Regions from separate parts of the Homo sapiens genome. Here region 2 is linked to region 1. Evidence: read pairs that join two places in POLR2A ChIA-PET (ENCODE). Cell type or tissue: PC-9. All regions are shown on one strand. Each heading gives the region's core, and the rest is flanking DNA. Links, peaks and the distances in the headings are about the cores only. Region 1 has its middle 70 kb from the start of SMAD2. Region 2 overlaps ZBTB7C (zinc finger and BTB domain containing 7C).

What was found. Peaks named below come from ENCODE experiments on the same cell type or tissue, not always from the same donor. Only the 100,000 strongest peaks of a DNase experiment are listed, where the experiment ranks them.
Region 2: POLR2A ChIA-PET joins it to region 1 with 5 read pairs; 3 of 35 experiments call an interaction of 5 or more read pairs at or near these places.

Annotation. Positions count from the first base shown.
Region 1 is chr18:47,995,694-48,005,050 of GRCh38, reverse strand. No RefSeq gene overlaps it. Among named protein-coding and RNA genes, the nearest start is that of SMAD2, 70 kb to the right of the region's middle. RefSeq lists enhancers at 1,376-1,875, 904-2,103, 1,876-2,377. In PC-9, for the core only: no CTCF peak of the experiment used is centred there; DNase peaks (open chromatin) are centred at 850 and 1,900; H3K27ac peaks cover 2,186 bases.
Region 2 is chr18:48,129,308-48,138,664 of GRCh38, reverse strand. All of the region lies in intron 3 of ZBTB7C (zinc finger and BTB domain containing 7C), which reads left to right. Among named protein-coding and RNA genes, the nearest start is that of ZBTB7C-AS1, 29 kb to the left of the region's middle. In PC-9, for the core only: no CTCF peak of the experiment used is centred there; DNase peaks (open chromatin) are centred at 4,744 and 5,154; H3K27ac peaks cover 878 bases.

The sequences.
Region 1 (9,357 bases), core at 352-2,851:
AAAGAAGTCATCTTCCTGATGACCTGCTTTCTTGAGGAAATCCAGGTTGATGTAAATATTCCAGACTAGGGCAAATGTTTTCTGTAAAGGGCCAGATAGGAAATATAATAGGCTTTGAGGACTTTGTGGACCATACAGTTTCTGTTGCAACTAGTCAGCTCTGCCATTGTAGTAAGAGCAGCCATAGATCATATGTAAATGAATGGGCATGGCTGTTCAAATAAAACTTTATTTACAAAAACAAGTGCTGAGCTGGTTTTGAAGCAGGCTGTTCATTGCCTACTCCTGTTTCAGACTATAATATGTATTTTGGCATCATGACTTAACTGAGCAGATGAGTGAGTGAGAAACACGTCAACCTGGCCTCAGAACGTTTGAGTGGCAAGGCCAGGCCTGTGTCTCATAGCTGGGTAACCCCTGAGTCTCAGTTTCCTCACCTAAAAATGGGGGTAATCATGAATATAGAAGGTAATGGTGATCACTCTAGATACCCCCTTTTATAAGCCTCTGATGTGGGATGAAATTAACCATGTGAGTTCAATGCTGCAGGGCACCTTTATAAACTCAAGGTGTTCTGCCCCTTGTGAGTCTGAGGACCATCTGGGTGCTAAATCATCTGGGGAGAGGGCAAAGGGTCCTGGTGGGACAGGCCTGGACGCCTGTGCTTGACCTATGGGTTCTCACAGAAGCTGGAGGCTTGGGAATATGATCACCTGCTTTCTCGCATTCTTTGAAATGTGGTCAGCAAGCTGATGATCTTTTGCAGCTTTTTAATTGCTTTGTTACTGCAGTTTCCACTCTTTCAGCTCCAGCTGGGCTGACTGCAGCTGCAGGGCAGAAATTCTTTCCAGAGCCTGAGCAGAGCAAGAACCTCTGTGATGTGGCTGACCTCAGACACTGGACCCAACACTTCCTCCCCAGCCTGAACATTTGCGTCACTCCATCTTATGGCACCAGGCACCATGAGGCTATAAGGAGGACGGGGACGGGCTGTCTTTTTGTGCCATTCCTTTTGGGGCCCAGGACCTAAGCAGGAACTTCAAAGGGACCCTGTTGGCACCAGCTCTTCTGAGAAGCACATGGAACTACTGCCCTCCCTTTCCTAGGGGCTGGGCCCTCAGAGCTGCAGGGTGCAGGCCTACGTGAGCATTTGGGCACCACTCCAAAGGCTTCTGTGTCATTTCCTGGTGACCTTCAAGCAACAGAGATTGTTAGGTGGGGCAGGATTTTAAAGACCCAACTTCACTGGGGACCTGACGGTAGCATCCAAGGAAAGGCGTCAGCCTTCTGCTCTAGAATTCATGTTCTCACGGTTTTGCCTCTAGCCTCAGAGGGATCTGCACTCCCAGCAGATTAAGATCCTCGTTTCTAGGCCAACACACCCATTTCACAGATGAGGAAACTGAGAGTCAGAAAAGGCATGGACAAGCCCTGCCAGTGAGCAACACTAGCTCTAGACTCTGGGTCTCTCCCAGGCAGCTTGGCTCAAACCAAGCCTCTTACATCAGCATTATTTTATTTATTGCTTCCCCTTCCCTACTCTTCCACACCCCTCTGTATCAACGGAACAGCTACTTGGACCCTCCTGGAGGAGGGCCCCACAGGGCAGGGTCTCAGAGTTGTTGGCAAAGACTTGGGGAGCTGGGGCTCCCTGGCATGAAGATGGAGGTTCTGCCCTCTCCTCCCAGGGGCCAGAAGGGGGCCCACAGTGAAGCAAAAGAAGAGAAAAGCAGCCTGCTCACTCTGCCTCTCCAGAGGGAGGTGATGGGAAGTGGCAGCCATGGAGGGAGCCCGCAGGGTCTGGCCCCCAGGGCCCTGGGGCACAATTACCTCATCAGGCATTTCCAGCTTTTATGATCTGCCAACAAGGCCACAAGTGACGCAGACACCTCCCCTGGCAGCCTGTTCTCCAGGGCGATGGGTGGTGATCTCACCCTTGCTGGAATGCCACTGCCATCCGCATGCCCCTGGCCAGGCCAGAGGCCACCAGGCCGAGGCCCAGGCACTGAGCAGGGGCCAGAGGGAGTGAAGTGGCCTAGATGAAGAGAAGGAGTCAGCAGGTGAGCTGAGGATGCCACCCAGGAGGCCTGAAACTGGGGCTGGGAGGCTAAGAGAGCTCGGCCCTAGGGAAACAAGAGAGGGCTTGAAGTGCATTCAAGTCAGTGGGACAGCTACTCCCGGGCCCTCCTGCTTGGAATCCCCAAACTGGGCAGCGTGGGGCACCTTCAACTGCTGCTCACTCTGTGCTCACCTTCCTCAGCTCAGGGATCTCAAACAGCCAGTGTTTCCCTCCCCACACACCAGACACACACACACACACACATGCACACACACCACACACATGGCCTGTGCATCTGTGTAACAAATCACTAGTATTGAGTTCAAATCTTGAATTGGACACTTGGTAATGGAAAGACACCTTGGGCAAGTTACTTTCCCTCTGTGTGCCTCAGTTTCCTTGCAAAATGGGAATCACACCAATAGTGTTTTCTTCATAGGGCTACAGTGAGCCAGTGCGTAGTGTCTGGAATGTGGGACGTGCTCAGAAAAGGGTAGTTATCACTGCTGCTGAGTAACGAGAGCAGGCTAGAGGAGAATGTTCATAGCCCCCTACCTCTACCTTTGCCCCCAAGTCAGTAAGCGGCAACTAAAGGCAGGGAGCCATCTCGGAAGTGCTGGAGGCCCACACTCAAGGACTCCAAGTGTGACTGATATTAAAGAACAGCAACGTAGATTTTAGGGCATCATCTGTCTACCCCATTGGTACTTTGAACACTTCAAGTAATTATTATCTCTGTTATAATAAATAATGCAATTGAGGTTGAGAGAGTGTAAATGGCTATGGCTATTCAAAGTGACACAGCTAACCACAAAAATCAAGGTTTACACACAGTACTTCACTGGCCAAGGCCCCCCGCCCCAGAGGTCACTGACCGCTAGTGTTCTAGTGGTTTTGTTTGTTTGTTTGTTTGTTTTTTCTTTGCTCTGTCGCCCAAGCTGGAGTGCAGTGGCACAATCTCAGCTGTCTGCAACCTCTGCCTCCCAGGTTTAAGCGATTCTCCTGCCTTAGCCTCCTGAGTAGCTTGGACTACAGGCGCGCATCACCACACCTGGCTAATTTTTGTATTTTTAGTAGAGATGGGGTTTCGCCATGTTGGCCAGGGCTGGTCTCGAGCTCCTGACCTCAAGCCATCCCACCCACCTCAGCCTCCCAAAGTGCTGGGATTACAGGTATGAGCCTCCAGGCCTGGCCTTTTCTAGTGTTTTGTACTCAATTATACAGATTTGTATTAATTCAGCACATATGAACTGAACACTTAGTCTCTACCCAACCCTGATCTAGATATTGTCTATATGCAAAAGAGGAAGAGATGGTTAGGGAGACCAACTAACAGAAAACCATTTATATAAATGCAGAAAACAGAATATGTAACAAACCATTTTCTCTCTGGGTATAGGAATTAGGATATAGGCTAAATTGCTGTAATAGGAACTCACTATTACAATGGCTTAAGTAAGATTTGTTTATTTCTCTTTCATAATAGTCTAGAGGTGAGTGGCCCAGACTGGCAGGGCAGCTCTGTTCCATAAAAACATTCAGGGATCCAAGTTCTGTTCATCTTTTTGCTGTCCCATCCCCTAAGGCAGTGGTCCCCAACCTTTTGGGCACCAGGGACCGGTATGGGGACATAGCCCACACCAACAGCCCACACCAACAGCCTTGGCCCATGGGCTTCCTAAACGGAGGCAGCCCCAGTTTTGTGGAAGACAATTTTTCCATGGACCAGAGGGTGGGGGAATGATGGTTTGGGGATGATTCAAGTGCATTACGTTTATTGTGCACTTTATTTTTATTGTCATATAATATACAATTTACATTATAATATATAATGAAAAGTATAAAAATTATGCAACATACCATTATGTAGAATCAGTGGCAGCCCTGAGCTTGTTTCCCTGCAACTAGACAGTCCCATCTGGAAGTGATGGGAGACAGTGACAGATCATCAGGCATTAGATTCTCATAAGGAGCCACAACCTAGGTCCCTCACATGCACAGTTCACAGTAGAACTCACGCTTCTATGAGAATCTAATGCCACTGCTGATGTGACAGGAGGCAGAGCTCAGGCGGTAATGTGAGCGATGGGAGTGGCTGTAAATACAGATGAAGCTTTGTTTGCTTGCCCACTGGTCACCTTCTGCTGTGCGCCCCAGTTCCTAATAGGCTGCAGACCAGTACTGGTCCATGGCCTAGGGGTTGGGGACTCCTGCCCTAAGGCAAGGGTTCTCAACCTGGAGTCCATAGATAGAAATCAAGGGATTTGTGAACTTGCATAGAAAAAAATTACATCTGTACTTTCAAAAACTTCTACATGAAATTTAGCATTTCCTTCAATTATGCAAACGGCAATAAACCTCTGAAGTACTAGCAAGATCAAAGACTTTGTGGCCAATAGAAATCATAAAGATTTTTCATCTCACATTACAATGTTGAAGATATCTCAAAATATCACTTAATGTTTATTACCATTTTAAAATTACAGTTGTTATCAGCCCTGCTGCTAGATTTTATTATTTAATGTCAATAAAGAAGTACATTTTTACTGTGTCACAAATTTAGGTGTGCTTGTGTATGTGCTTATGTTACAGTTATTTTAATATCTGTATTTCAGTATAATTGGTTTCTTTTGTAACCTTCTGTATTTTATTTTATACATTAAAATAAATGCATATGGAGTGATAAAGTCCATAGGCTTCACTGTACTGCCAAGGGAGCTCATGTCACGAAGAAAGTTAGAGACCCCTGGCTCAGGCAGTTGTCCCCACAGGCATGGCCCAAGCTGAGTCACTGCCCATTTGTGACCCAGCACATGGGAGCCCAGAAAGAGGAAAAGGGAAGGACACGCTATTTCCTCCTAAACGAGTGATGCAAAACTTGCCCCTGTCACTCCACTCATTTTCTGTTGGTGAGAACTTTGTCACATGGCCACACGGAAATAGCTGCAAGGAAAGCAGAGAAATAAGGTGTCCCACATGGGGCCCATTTGCCACAACTCTGCTACATGGAAGGGAGGAAGGGAGGAACCAAGGAAAGAAGGAGGAATTTTGAGGTCTAAATAAGAGTTGAGGTTTTCTTATCTGTAAAAGCAGGAGGTGGAAATAGAGCAGTGGTTTTTCGTATTTTTGACCAGTTAACATCTTGTTTCAAAGGAAGTCACATCCTACAGATGGAAGCAGGGCATCTTGTTTAAGTGGTGAGAGGAGACCCAGGACTCTTCCGGCATGGGCTCCCCTTTCCTGACCCTTTCCCCAAGGGGGCTCCCTGAAGCACCTCCTAGCAACCCTAGGCCAAGGAGAAGTTTGCCATCTGCATTAGTCCGTTTTCACACTGCTGATAAAGACATACCCGAGACTGGGTAATTTATAAAGGAGAAGAGGTTTAATGGACTCACAGTTCCACATGGCTGGGGAGGCCTCTCAATCACAGTAGAAATCAAAGGAGAAGCAAAGGCACATCTTTACCTGGTGTCAGGTAAGAGAGAATGAGAGCCAAGCAAAAGGGGTTTCCCTGATGAAACCATCAGATCTCATGAGACTTGTTCACTACCATGAGAACAGTATGGGGGAAACCGCCCCCATGATTCAATTATCTCCCACCAGGTCCCACCCACAACATGTGGGGATTATGGGAGTACAATTTAAGATGAGATTTGGATGGGGACACAGCCAAACCATTTCACCATCCAGGTCTGGGTAGCATCTGGGCCTCTTTCAGCCTTGTCCACTCCTAAAGACACTGCAAGTATGGGAGCTCCCAAAACAGGGAGACTAATCTATGTGTGTGAAGGTGAAGGGGCAAGGAAGACTGGGGAAAAGGTATGTCTTGAAGAAAAAGAATTGAAAGTAGCCCAAACTGAGGTGGAGAATGGCATTCTGGGAGGGGAGAATGGCAGGGGAAAGCTCTAGGATGGGAATACAGAGGCCTGCTAGTGAGCAAATGAGGGGAATGCCTAACTGCTGAGGGCCACAGGACAGATCCTGGAGAGGCCTGGCAGGGCCAACACAGCCCACACCAACAGTCTTGGCCCATGGACCTTAATGGAGGCAACCCCAGAAACATAACTTCTTTCTGGAGCTTCCTTTTGTTGGTTGGAAAACCTGGAATGTTCGTCATTTGGAGGGAATATTCAGACCAAGCATAACACTCATTTTTTATTCCACTATTATTGATTAAGCTTCTACTTTATACCAGGCACTAGGAGAGACAGTCAATATACAGATAAATGTATATAAATAAGCGAGGAATAATGACTTTACTATTGATATAAAACTATAATAGCAAGCATCAAATAGATGCTAAAAATTCCCAGGTGTTAGTCTGAGGAATACCAGAGAATGCAACGTTCTGTAAACACTGCTTTTTTTTTTTTTTTTGAGATGGAGTTTCGCTCTTGTCACCCAGGCTGGGGTGCAATGGTGCAATCTCGGCTCACTGCAACCTCCGCCTCCCAGGTTCAAGCGATTCTCGAGCCTCAGCCTCCCAAGTAGCTGGGATTATAGGCACCCGCTACCACACCCAGCTAAGTTTTGTATTTTTAGTAGAGATGGGGTTTCACCACATTGGTCAGGCTGGTCTCAAACTCCTGACCTCAGGTGATCCACTCACCTCGGCCTCCCAAAGTGCTAGGATTACAGGCGTGAGACACTGTGCCCGGCCTAAACACTGCTTTTACGAGGCAGAATTTTAAAGTCAGGTCAGGTTTATGTCAAATCTTAACTTTTTCACTCCTAGTTACATGTAACTTTGTGCACATCACCCCCCTGCCCTCAGTTTTCTCATCTGTAAAATGTACCCACCTGATAAAGTGTCTGTAAATATTCAATGAGATAATGCATGTAAGAATTTAATATAGAATCTGGCATGTAGTCAGTATACAGTTGATGTTTTGTTGTTACTATTATTATAATTATTAACTAAAGCTAGGGACGTTAGCTAAATAAAGCTTTCAAAGTTATGCATAACATATTTAATTCAGAACTATTAAGGACTTCAGCTGTGATTGTTCTGTATGTATTTATAAATACGTGTTTTCAAGGATATAGACTAGTATCCCTTATGACCAGCTTTGAGTAAAGGGCAATTCTATTTTATGGTTCAAAATAATTAAATGAGCAATTGCTGCCCAAAGTAACAGAAAATCCCACATATCCCTCCAGAGACCTTTTGCTTTACCCAGAACAGCCCAGGATTTATTTATTTCAAAGTCAGTTCAGGTTGCAAATACCAGCCAGAGAGAGCTCCCAAGTGTGCTCGACTGAGTATTTGTGCTGCTTCCATTGCAGCCACATGGGGGCGCTGCTGGTCACTATTCCTGCACTGCCGGGTTGTTAACCTATTCCGGCTTACAAGTATGGCTAACAGTAATCAGCACTGTCAGAGACCACAGACCCTACATCCTGAGCTCTGCTCCAAGAGTGATCCTTTTTCTGCTCACACTCTCCTAAGCTCAGCTGTTGTTTTTGCAGCACAACCTTCTATGCCAAGGAAAGCGAGGTCAGGAGGGGATTCCAGTGACAGCCTTCCCTACAGTCTCTAGTCCCAAGTGATGGGGTGAGTCACTAGTCTCTCCCTTTCCTCCAGCTTAGTTCCCTTGACTTCTATGCAGACCTGCCTCCCTCCCTAGCCACCAACTAGCATGCTAGGAAGTATCAGGAGGCAAACAGATCCAGCCACAAAAGATCTTACATGCTCTCGCCCAGGGCAATTGGTGCCTTTGTGACTTTCGATATTTGTATGCAAGTAACAGCCCCTGAAAGGTGACTTTCTGCCTCAACTTAAACCAAGAATTAACTGGCATTCTCTCATATAATAATAATAGAAGAAGAAAGGAGGAGGAGGAGGAGGGAAAAAAAAGAAGAAACTAGCTAATATATATTGAATGCCATGTGCCAAGCTCTCTGCTACCTCACCCCGACCTGTGTGCTAGGTCCTATTATTGACCCCATGCTACAGATGAGGCAATGAGACTTTATCATTTACCCATGTCACACACACTCAAGTTATTTTTCTCACCCTCCTGTGCATATGCACCTGCCTCTGTAATATCCCACCTAGGAAAGACAAGTAGTGAAATTATTGATTCTACTTTTTTGGTCTTGTTACTTATGTTAAATATTTCTGTTGCTCGCAGCTAAGTAAACTTAGAAAAATACTAGAGTAACCAATGGCAACTAGTTAGTAAAACAGTATTGGACTAAAAGTTGGAGACCTGGGTTCTAGTCCTAGCTCTGCCAATATTTTGATGCATGAAATAGGAAAAAAATCATATGACCTATCTGAGCTTCAGTTTCCTCGTCTGCAAAATGACAGATGGACTAAATGCCGTTTAGGTCACTTCTAACTCTAAAATTCTGTAATTCTGTAAAACAGTCAAACTTTAAATCCTGAATCAATGAGGCATGACAATGTATATGCTCACCCATGTATAAAACATTGCAGGAGTAACTATTTGGCTAAGCCATCCATTTATTCATTCCTTCCAGACGGCTTGAAGGGAACCTCTCAGAAAAGATTAGCAGTTTGAAGCAAATGACTGTGAAATCCCCGGGAGAGCCAGATGCACTTAATCCAGGGCTGGTTATTGGATCACTTCTGATTCATCTCCCTTGTCTGGTCTTAATTTGCTTGTTAATAGCTTGTTCTTTTTCTCCTCCAGTTCCTGCTATTGTCCATCCTTTGTTCCTTTCAGGAGCTGTGATCACAAAATGTCAGTCTTCTATTGTGAGAGATGGTTCTGCCTGGTGGCTCTTTGGTCCTCTGTTCCCTGAGCACTGTTGGGTGCCCCAGCTCCTCCCACCCTCTCTGCTTCAATCAAGACACTTACGTTGTAGAAAGCATAGCTGACTGCAACAGCTGCAATTTTTATCATCTCCCTGCAAGCCAAATATTAAAGTATTTTAGTGGAACTTTGAAGTTCAGCGGGGTGGTACCTTCATTGATTGCCTGTCTTATATTTGAATGCCAGTCAGTTTCTTGCGACATGACTCTTTCATTGTAACGTAAAAAACAAAAGCAAAAAACAAACTGCCTCACTAATACATTTGAGTTTTAAAACCCACTGTGGGTAAGAGGTTGATGAAAAGGGAGCTTGCAAATGCTGCTGATGGGAGTGTGAACAGCGATGGCCTTTCTGGAAGGCAACTTGACACTATGAATCAAAAGTTTAAAAACATGCACACTTGTGCTTGAGTCAGTGTTTCCTATTAGACAACTGAATTCCAAGAAATAATCATATTTAGATATGAGGCCATATTTAGATATGAGGCTGTTCAGCAGAGCATGTTTGTAATTAAAA
Region 2 (9,357 bases), core at 3,235-5,734, 130 kb before region 1:
CTGCTCTGATGAAGCACCCCTGCTTCTTCCCTTCAGCACCCAATTCCCTGACCTAGCAGCCTCTCCCCACCACATCCTGGCTGCCCAGCCTCTCTCTCCCCTCACGCAGCAGTCCACAGCCCTCTTTCCACAGCATGGAGGGTTTGACAGATGCATTCTAGTCTATTGTGGAAATGCCTGCTCCCCTGCCTGCAGCGGTGGGTATTTACAGTTTTAGAGGGAACCACAGAGAGAGACCCGACCTTTCCTGCCTTCCTGACACAAGTTTCCCTGCCTCTCTGGGGCAGGCTCCCTGCAGGGCATACCCCGAGAAGGAATGAATCTCTAACATTGGAATTTCAGGCAAGGGGCACCTGTTGGAGGAGATAGTTTTGTCTGAACCATCTTTCTGGGGCTCTGCAAAGCACAGCCTCATCCCTGGACCTTCATGGCCAATGCACCTTTGAGATTTACTTCTGGTTTCAGGATCCTTTAAGGCTCATGGCCTGCCGGAGAAGAGTGGCAGAGGCCATGGAAGGCCAAGCACCTCGTTGGACTCTTGTTTTGTGCTTATTTTCCATGGCACCGGGGTAAGATGATCAACAGGAAAGATTCACTCCCCTGGCGCTTCCCCCATTTCTGAGAACAGTCAGCAGAGGTATCAAGGCATTAAATGGTTATTTCCTCCAGGTGACCAGTCAGTTCCAGGGTAAAAGAGGCCTGACAGCACCCAGCTGGCCAGAGCCTCCCAGGTGGCAGTTTTCAAGAAGGCTCGAAGGAGAGGTTTGTGTGAGGTTTGAAGGAAAGGCCTGGGAGAGGGTGTTTGGCCACACCTCTGTGATTGGTGGCTGGCCCACCCCAGTGTGGACTGCCGGAATCTCCAGTTGGCATTTCTGAGTCAGCCTGCGTGATATGTCTGTTTGTTCGAGGGGAAGGGGTGTCTGTGGGTCCCACCCACAAGGTCTCATGATCTCCAACGGAGGAGGGAGCTGCAGTGCTGTGGTTACTTCCTGCACTCCCTCTTTTTTTTGTTACTTAAAGGATTGCTGTTTAGTGTTTGATTTGGTTAAGTTACACTCACGACCCTGTAAGGAGAAAACATATAATTCTAGTAATTTTATTGGGCTTAGGTTTCAGGCAAATGGAAATAAATTGCCTCTAAAAAGACAGACACGCTGAATTGAATAAAACAATAATAATAAAAAGCCTCCCTTGCTTTGAGATAAGTGGTAAGTCATTTTGTGAAGTACTAGAGAAGGAGAGTGGGGGGAAACCCACAAAAAACAAAACGGAGGAACCCGGAAGAAAAGAGGGGAAAAGAAAAGCTCCTCCACCGCCCTTGCCTTTATTTCTGCTTTACCTTTTCCAAAGATCTTAATTTGGTGTCATAAAGTGAAGCGTAACGCGCGAGTGGTGAGATCGTCCTGTCCTGCGCTTAACAGTACAGGTGGACCAAAGGGGCTCCCGGCCAAATACTTCTGGTTGGAGGGTGGGGAGGGAGTGCTCTCTCAAAACCACTCCTGGAATGGCTTAACTCGCCCAGCACGAATCAATGACAACCTCCCGCCGGCTGCGGCAGGCTCCCGCGAGCAGCGCGGCCGCGTGGATTCCCAGCCCGGGACCCTGGCGGCGCTCAGGACACGGCCCGGGCACGAGCGCGGCGTCCCCGGGGCGGCCAGGTGGGTCTGCGGCGGCCTCGGCCCGCCTCTGGGCTAGGATCGGGGCTCTGGGGAGCCCAGCGGCCGGGCCGTGGGGAGGGGGTGGGGGAGGAAGCCCTTCCGGGCGGCCGGGAGAGCGCTGCGGGCATTCTCGCTACGCGCTGCGGGGACCCTGTGGCCGGGTGGCCGCGGGGCGGCTCTGGCTGGCGCGGGTGGCGGCGTCCGCAAAGCGTTCAACTCCCCCAGCCTCGCCGGAGCTCCTGCGGGGCGTGGGGCCACGCACCTCTTCCGAAATAGGAGAGAGGATCTGGAACTCTGCAGAGAGCAACTCTCGCCACTGCCCCATTGCCGCCGGCCCACGCCAGCGGGCTCCTTTGGGGCGAGGGGCCAGCCGAAGGAACGTAAGGGCACTCCGAGAGGGAGTTGCGGGTGTACCTTGGTAGTTTAAATTGTCTCCCCCAAGAATGCTTGGTCCTCCTGAGAGTCAGATGCAAAACTTGGGGACGGGAGGGAGGGGGGACAAAAGCCATGGCAACTTGGCAAAAGTCGAGGGCCGGCGATACGGGCAGAAATTAAAGGAGCGATTGGCAGAAGTCCAGCTAGGCGCGCGGCGGGAGCCCTGTCAGGTCCCTGGGCTCAAATCGCGCGCTGAGCTGGGTGGGTGGGGGGCTCTTCCCTGGACTCCAACCTGGGGGTGAGTGGATGGGGAGCACTCCCACCCGAGCAGGCGAGTCGAGCTATAGTCTCTCAGCTCCGGAGACGGCCCGGTGTGGGTGGCGCAAAAGGACTGACCCCGTGCGTCCCCACTCCCGCGGGCGCCCGGGCCGGCGTCACCCACTGGAGCGCCTGAGTTCCTGCAGGCGGGCGCAGCGGCCGCGGGGCTGGCCTGGGAAGGACGATGGAGAGAGCTTCCCCCTAACCCAGCACCCACGCCCCCCTGCCCGCCGCCCACCCCGCGCGGAGCATCCAGCGTCGGGTCCCCCACGCCGTGCTCTGTGGTGAGGGCTCCAGGGTCGCTCCTTTCTGTTCCTGGCTTCCGTTGTCCTGGCTGTGTCTGTGCCGGCAGGCGGGTGGGCAGCGGGCGGCTGCCTTCTTTCTTTTAATAGCTGGTACCCAGCTTCGCGCAGAAGGAAGCCCCACTCCAGCGACTTATTGGTCGGCTAGTGGCAGACCACTTCCAGTTCTTCTAAATGCGGAATTTTGAAAATAGAAAGGAAGTGATTGAAACAATCGAGCAGTTTCTCCAGATGAGATAGAAGATTTTTTGGAAGGGGGAGGGGCGCGCTGGCTTGGAGGTGGTAAAGGCTCTGCCAGGTTCAAGTTTCAGCTCCACTCCCTCCGTTCCCCTTCTTTCACCCAGTTAAATCCTCTCTGGGCTTAGAAAGGCTCAGGAACCCCCGCTGGGTGAAACTCCAGGAAAGAAAAGTAGCCCCAGTGCCGGTCCTCCCCCCTTAAGGCACAACCTGGGCTGCATAGAAAAAGAACCCACTCTCCCAAAAAAGACTCATATTAGGCCACATCAGATATGAATCATTAGCCCCACTTTGCAGATGGGGAAACTGAGGCCCAAATGGGTTAAATACATTGTCCAGGTAGTAGCAGAGGCAGGATTGAAAGCCACTCATTGTACCCCACGTCTTTTAGAATCTTACACTTTAACTGCAGAGACAGGAATCGCCTTGGTATAATTATAGTACAACAGAAAATAGTATGTGTTACACTTAATATTAACTTTTTTTAATGTCATTTTCTTTTTAAACAATCAGTCATTTATTCAACGCTATTGTATTGTTTACTGTATGTGTCCAGGTACCATGCTAAGTGCTGGGCATACATCAGTAACTGAAATCAGACGAGATCTCTGGCCTCTGTCAATGGGAATAGTAATAGTAATAGTAATAGTGCAACCCTCAAAGGGTTGGATGAAGTGAGATGGAGCCTGGGAAGGAGCCTGGGAAGCATTGCTGTTGAGAAGCAGCAGCAGGAGGCCTGGATGAAGAGGAGGAGAGGGAGAAGGAAGGAGAGGAAAGAGCGGGGAAGTTAGAATGACTGGAGTCTCCATGCTGCAGTCACCAGGACTTGTCCCTGGTTCAAGGGGATGCAGTGGAATGCACACAGCACAGTCAGCCTCTGCCCCAAGTGCCCAGGAAGCTGTTTGAGCCCCTGCTGTTCAGATTATTCATTTAGGGTTTACAGTTGTGGGTTTCGAAGAGTCTGCACTTTTGGCACATGCCAGCTGGAGATGACAAGAAGAGGCCCAAACAGTCTCTGAGAGTACTGGCATCTCTCTCTGGATCAGTGCTGGCCGGGCTGAGAACTGTCCCAGGGTGTCACCCTGCTGATGCATCTGCCCACTTCCTCAGTGGCCAGGATGGCATTTTCATAGGACTCGAGTTTAGCTTCAAGCGCCTGCCCTTACCTTTGGGGAGGGAAGCTTGTCTACACTCACAGGACTTGTTGGTAGCAAAGCCAAGACTAGAACCCAAGTCTCTAGACCGTACATGGTTCACAGAGCAGCTCACTTTGGCCTTCCGGGGCGGTTTTAGGACTCAACTGAAAGACCCTTCATCCACTTACATCTCCACTTACAATGCCATTTCCTGAGAATCCTGTCCTCCTTCGTTTTAGCTGACCAGACATATCTGTCCTAATAGAATGGTGTTGGATGGATGTTTGAGACAGAGCAGCCATAAATAATCTGGGGCGTTTGGCCTGTTAACTCTCCTTCCATCCTGAATGGTGTAATAGGTTTAAGATAACTACCTCTAAAATTAACTATCACTTTTGTGAGGAAGGTGAACTGATAAATCTTGCCTTGAAACTATTACCCATCTGAGTGATGCTCTGGGACTTTCTTTCCCCAGAATTGTTACCGACTTCTGCTAGAAGAATAGTTTTTTTCTACTTCCTTTTCTTAAAAAAAAAAAAAAAAAAAAATCCTGGGTTTGAGGTCACAAGATCATATTGCATACTACCTTGATGTCGTGCTGCCAGAATAAAGGCATTTTCCCCCAATATTGAGATTATCAGCTTGATAAGGGCCGTGAGCACCCAGCTGGCTATCCCAGTGTTTACAGCAATTACACAGGTGTATAATTGCATGGGGATGTTTGTTTGCTCAGCCCTTGCTCAGCCAGGCAGCCCTACAGGTTGGGCCAGGGAGAGAGCTGTTCAGTTTATTTTCCTTTGGCTGGGAACTGTGGAGATGAATAGAGGGAGGGGAATCGGGTTGAGAGATTGTTGCCAAGAGCAATTTGGAGTCTCCTTCATATTAGTCAGAGATTGTGTTTTTCCTTTCTAAAGCCTCCTGCTTCATAGTAACTTCCACGGAGGATTTATTTTCCATCTTGTGTGTGTGTGCTTGTTAATTTTTGTTTGATTTTTAACTTGCTGCACTTCTCATGACTTAGCAAAAAAAAAAAAAAATAGCGTGGGGAATGTGTGATGACACAGGCCCTTTATATCATACATTCTGCATGTTATTGCTTAATAAATTTGAATACTGATAGACCCTGAGGTATCATGATGGAGTGAAATGAGTAATTCCTTTGAAGGGAGAGTTTATCTTCAGTGGATGACTTTCAAAATTGCAGCATAATTTCACTTTCCCACTGTACATCTTGATCCTGTGTTTAGATAAATAGAAATGCTTGCTCTCTTCTGTCATTTTCCCTTTTGTTCCATTTGGAAGGCCCCCTCCATCTAGGCCTTGCTTGGAAGGGGATCAGCTAGAGTGGGCCTCCTTCCACTTCATCCGCACCCATGCACCTCCCTCCTCCATGCCAGAGGCCAGCTAGTGAGAAGGAGGTTCCCCCCATGGGATAAGAGCTGCCCCACAATGGTAGCTTGGCTTGTGTGTGCATGGAACACAGAACAGGAAAGCTTGCATGACCACAGGCTGCCCCTCCTAGGCCAGGAACCCCGGAGCAAGCTGTAATTCATCAGTCAATAACTGAGTCCATCCACTGAACAAATTGAGTGGAGCAACTCTGAGACTCCAAACTTGAAAAATTACCTAATAATACGGCACATGATCTATGTCGGCTTTTCCAAATTAGATGCAAACCAGATGCAAATGTACATGTGGCCCTCCCAAATGATATCATATAACTGGACTTGGCCTTCAGGAAAATCTGTGCTGCCTACACATATGCGTTGTACACATACCTGCAGGGCTATTGCTTTCTTGGCTGTGGAGTCTGGCTGACAATTCTGTTAAATTGTTTCTGGAGACAACAGGTTGGTCCGTTGGTCTTTCTGGAGCCACTGGAAGAGGTCACTGGAGAGATGACAGTGGTCTCAGCTCCTGTTGACACTTGCCATCCATAAGCCCTAGGGAAATCTAGCAGAGGCTGCCTCTATTAAGCAGAACTTAAACAACAGAAACTTTTCTAATGTTTGTTTTGTTTCTGTTTTTCTTAATAAAACAGTCAATAAAATTTATTGAGATATAATTCACATAGCATATAATCCACCCATTTAAAGTGTAAATTCAATGGTTTTTAGCATATTTGCAGGGCTGTGTAACCATTATCATAATCAGTTTTATAGTATCTTGATTACTCCAAAGGAAATACTGTACCCATTAGCAGTCACTGCCCATTTCACCCCAAGCCGTCCTAGGTTACCAATAATCTACCTTTTGTCTCTATAGATCTGCCTATTCTGGACCTTTCGTATAAATAGAATCAGATAATATGTGGTCTTTTGTGACTAGTGTCTTTCAACTAACCTAACACTTTTGAGTCGTTAGCTTTGTAGCATGCATCAGTACTTCATTTCTCTTTATTGCTGAACAATATTCCTTGTATAGATACACCATATTTTATTTACCCATTCATAATTATATTTACCCATAATGGGTAAATCCATTTACCCGTGATGGATATATAGGTTGTTTCCATATTTGGCTTCTGTAAATAATGCTGTTTTGAACAATCATTTGCAAGTTTTTGTGTGGACCTAGGTTTTCATTTCTTTGGGGTATATACCTAGGAGTGGAATTGCTGGGTCATATGGTAACTTGATAGTTACCCTTTGGGAAACTACCAGAATGTTTTTTTACAGTGGCTGTACCATTAGACATTCCCACCAGCAGGTATGTGATGGTTCCAGTTTCTCCATATCCCCACCAACACTTGTTGATAATATGGCCTTTTTATTGTAGCCGTCCTATCTTTAAGGGTTTATATGCTCAAGGGAGCAGTAGCCAGGAAATATTCTGGGATCAGCTCAGCCATGCTTGCTTTCTATAGGTATAGTGAGAGCCATTCAGACCTCTTGAGCATCCTGCACACCCTGGTGTTTCCTTTGCATGTCCCAGAGCTCTATACTGAGCTTTCCCTCTATGTCCCTATAAGACAGTCACTTTGTATGGCTGAGTACTCTATTTCATGCTGATATTTCAGCTCCACAGTGAAATCATTTTATCCCAGTTTTATGCCTATGGGACTGAATAGGATAACTAACACTCTTAACAAAGACAAATTTGAGCCAACTGGCATGGGGGAACTCACCTAGTTTGAAGACTACCAAACATTACACACAAAAAAAAAAACAACTATCCTTTCATTAGAACATCCTAAGTCCTGGTCATTAGCCATTCTGTGGCATCATGTTCAGTGTAGCCAAACCTGAGGACCAGAAGTGAATTCCAGTGCTTCTTGGAAGTTATCGTAATGGAATTTGGCTTGTATGACCCAAGAGCAGCCTGGACTATGCTCTGCTATGAATGGACTCTTCACCATCAAATGGTGCTTAGTCCAGCAGTTCCTAAACCTGATTACATGTTGCAATCACCTATAAAGTCCTTTAAAAGATTTCAGGCCAGGTGCCATGGCTCACGCCTGTAATCCCAGCACTTTGGGACGCGGAGGCGGGCGGATCACTTAAGGTCAGGAGTTCGAGACCTGCCTGACCAATATGGTGAAACCCCATCTCTACTAAACATAGAAAAATTAGCTAGGCGTGGTGGCACGCACCTGTAATCCCAGCTACTAGGGAGGCGGAGGCAGGAGAATCGCTTGAACCCAGGAGGTGGGAGTTGCAGTGAGCTGAGATGGGACCACTGCACTCCAGTCTAGGTGACAGAGCAAGACTCCATCTCAAAAAAGTAAAAAATAAAAATAAATAAAAGATTATAGATGCCCATGCCTACCCAAGAAGTACTGAAGTTGAATCTCAAGGGAGGCCACCGGGTGCTTGGAGGTGATTGTGGTGAAGTCTGAGAACACTTTTTAACCTCTCTTTGCCTCAATTTCCTGACTTGAAATGGGGAGTTGGATGGATTACGCTGGTGTTCTCCACAGAGATTCACACAGCTGGCTCAAGCAAAACAGATCTGTGTGGATCTGGTTCTGCACAAAATTTTATTTATAAAAGGGGGCTTCTGCTGCTGAAAATGATTCAGAGAGCCTTTAAGTAGATGGTTTCTGAAGTTCAGCTTTGACCATTCTGAGTGTTGAGGACAATTTTCCCAACTTCTCGGAGGAGGATTAGCAGAGTCATACAAATGGCCGTTACTTGGTAAGACAGTCACGCTCTTCAAGGGCAAGGACCAGATCACCCGTGTTGTTGCCCTGGCTAGCTGTGTGCACAACTGTGATATGGTAGGATTGACCTAGCATCACTTTCTTCTCCCTCCCCACTCAGGGTCATCCCTGCCCACTTCCCTTAAAGCCCCCAGAGCTTTGCTCCTCTTCTTCTATTATTATTTCTAATAGCGGCCCAGAATGTCACTCATTCAACCAACTTTTCCCAAATACCTCCTGTAAATGACAAAGTGACTAAAGCTCCATTTCTGTCCTCAAATAATGCACCAGCACATTTTAAGCAGAGAAGCAGCCTGAGGTTAATCTCTAGAGGTACAATTTCAGGGCTCCTTGATTGGGATGAAGGAGGATTTTGGAGAGGCCTGCATTCACAGCACGTAGGTAAGGCGACTCCACCCCTAACCCTGTCTGCAAGCTCTGCTCCCTTACCCTCCCCTACTGGGGCTCTGCCATCAGCAGGCTGCTCAGAAAATGCTTCTGTCATCCCTGGTCTCAGCCAGAGACCGCCCTCCTCCTGACTCCCACCTGCTAGGGAGCAGGGAGGCAGAGGAGGGAAAGGGAGGGCCGGTTTATTCGGAGATCTGAGCTCCACACTCCAGACCTTGGCTTCCACCCCATAACCCTGACTGGACAATTCACAGGACAGCTGTGCTGTAGGGACTGAAATAATCACAGTTTATTAAAGCTGTCAGGGGGTGGGGAGGTGGGGTGGAGGAGGGACCAAGGGTTGCATTTCTGCCTTTCAACGAGAGAGAGGCCAGGTGAGGAAACTTGAGGCCAGGCCTCCATGCAGTGCCGTGCCCGGAGCCTCTCCCTCCCTTCCGGGCAAATGCACACACCAGTGACATTAGAGACACTGCTTTGGGGTGTTTTGAGAGTTTTTTGTTTTTCATTTTTTTAATAGAAGGAAAAACCTTGAAGTTTCACTTGAATAGGGATTAATGTCTCTGTGGCCTGGACCTGCAGAGGAGTAGAAATTCTAGAAGGGTGGAAGTTGCAATTAAAGGAAACAGGTCTGATCTGCCTCCGACTGATCAGGGAGGGCTCCTCAGTTGGCAGCTTTGAAAGGAACATGTTTGGGGTAGTTTTCTGGGCATTGCTATGTGGTTTTTTTTTTTTTTTTTTGGACTTTCTCTGGGTGTGTGTGTGTCCTCAGTTAATACATAAAC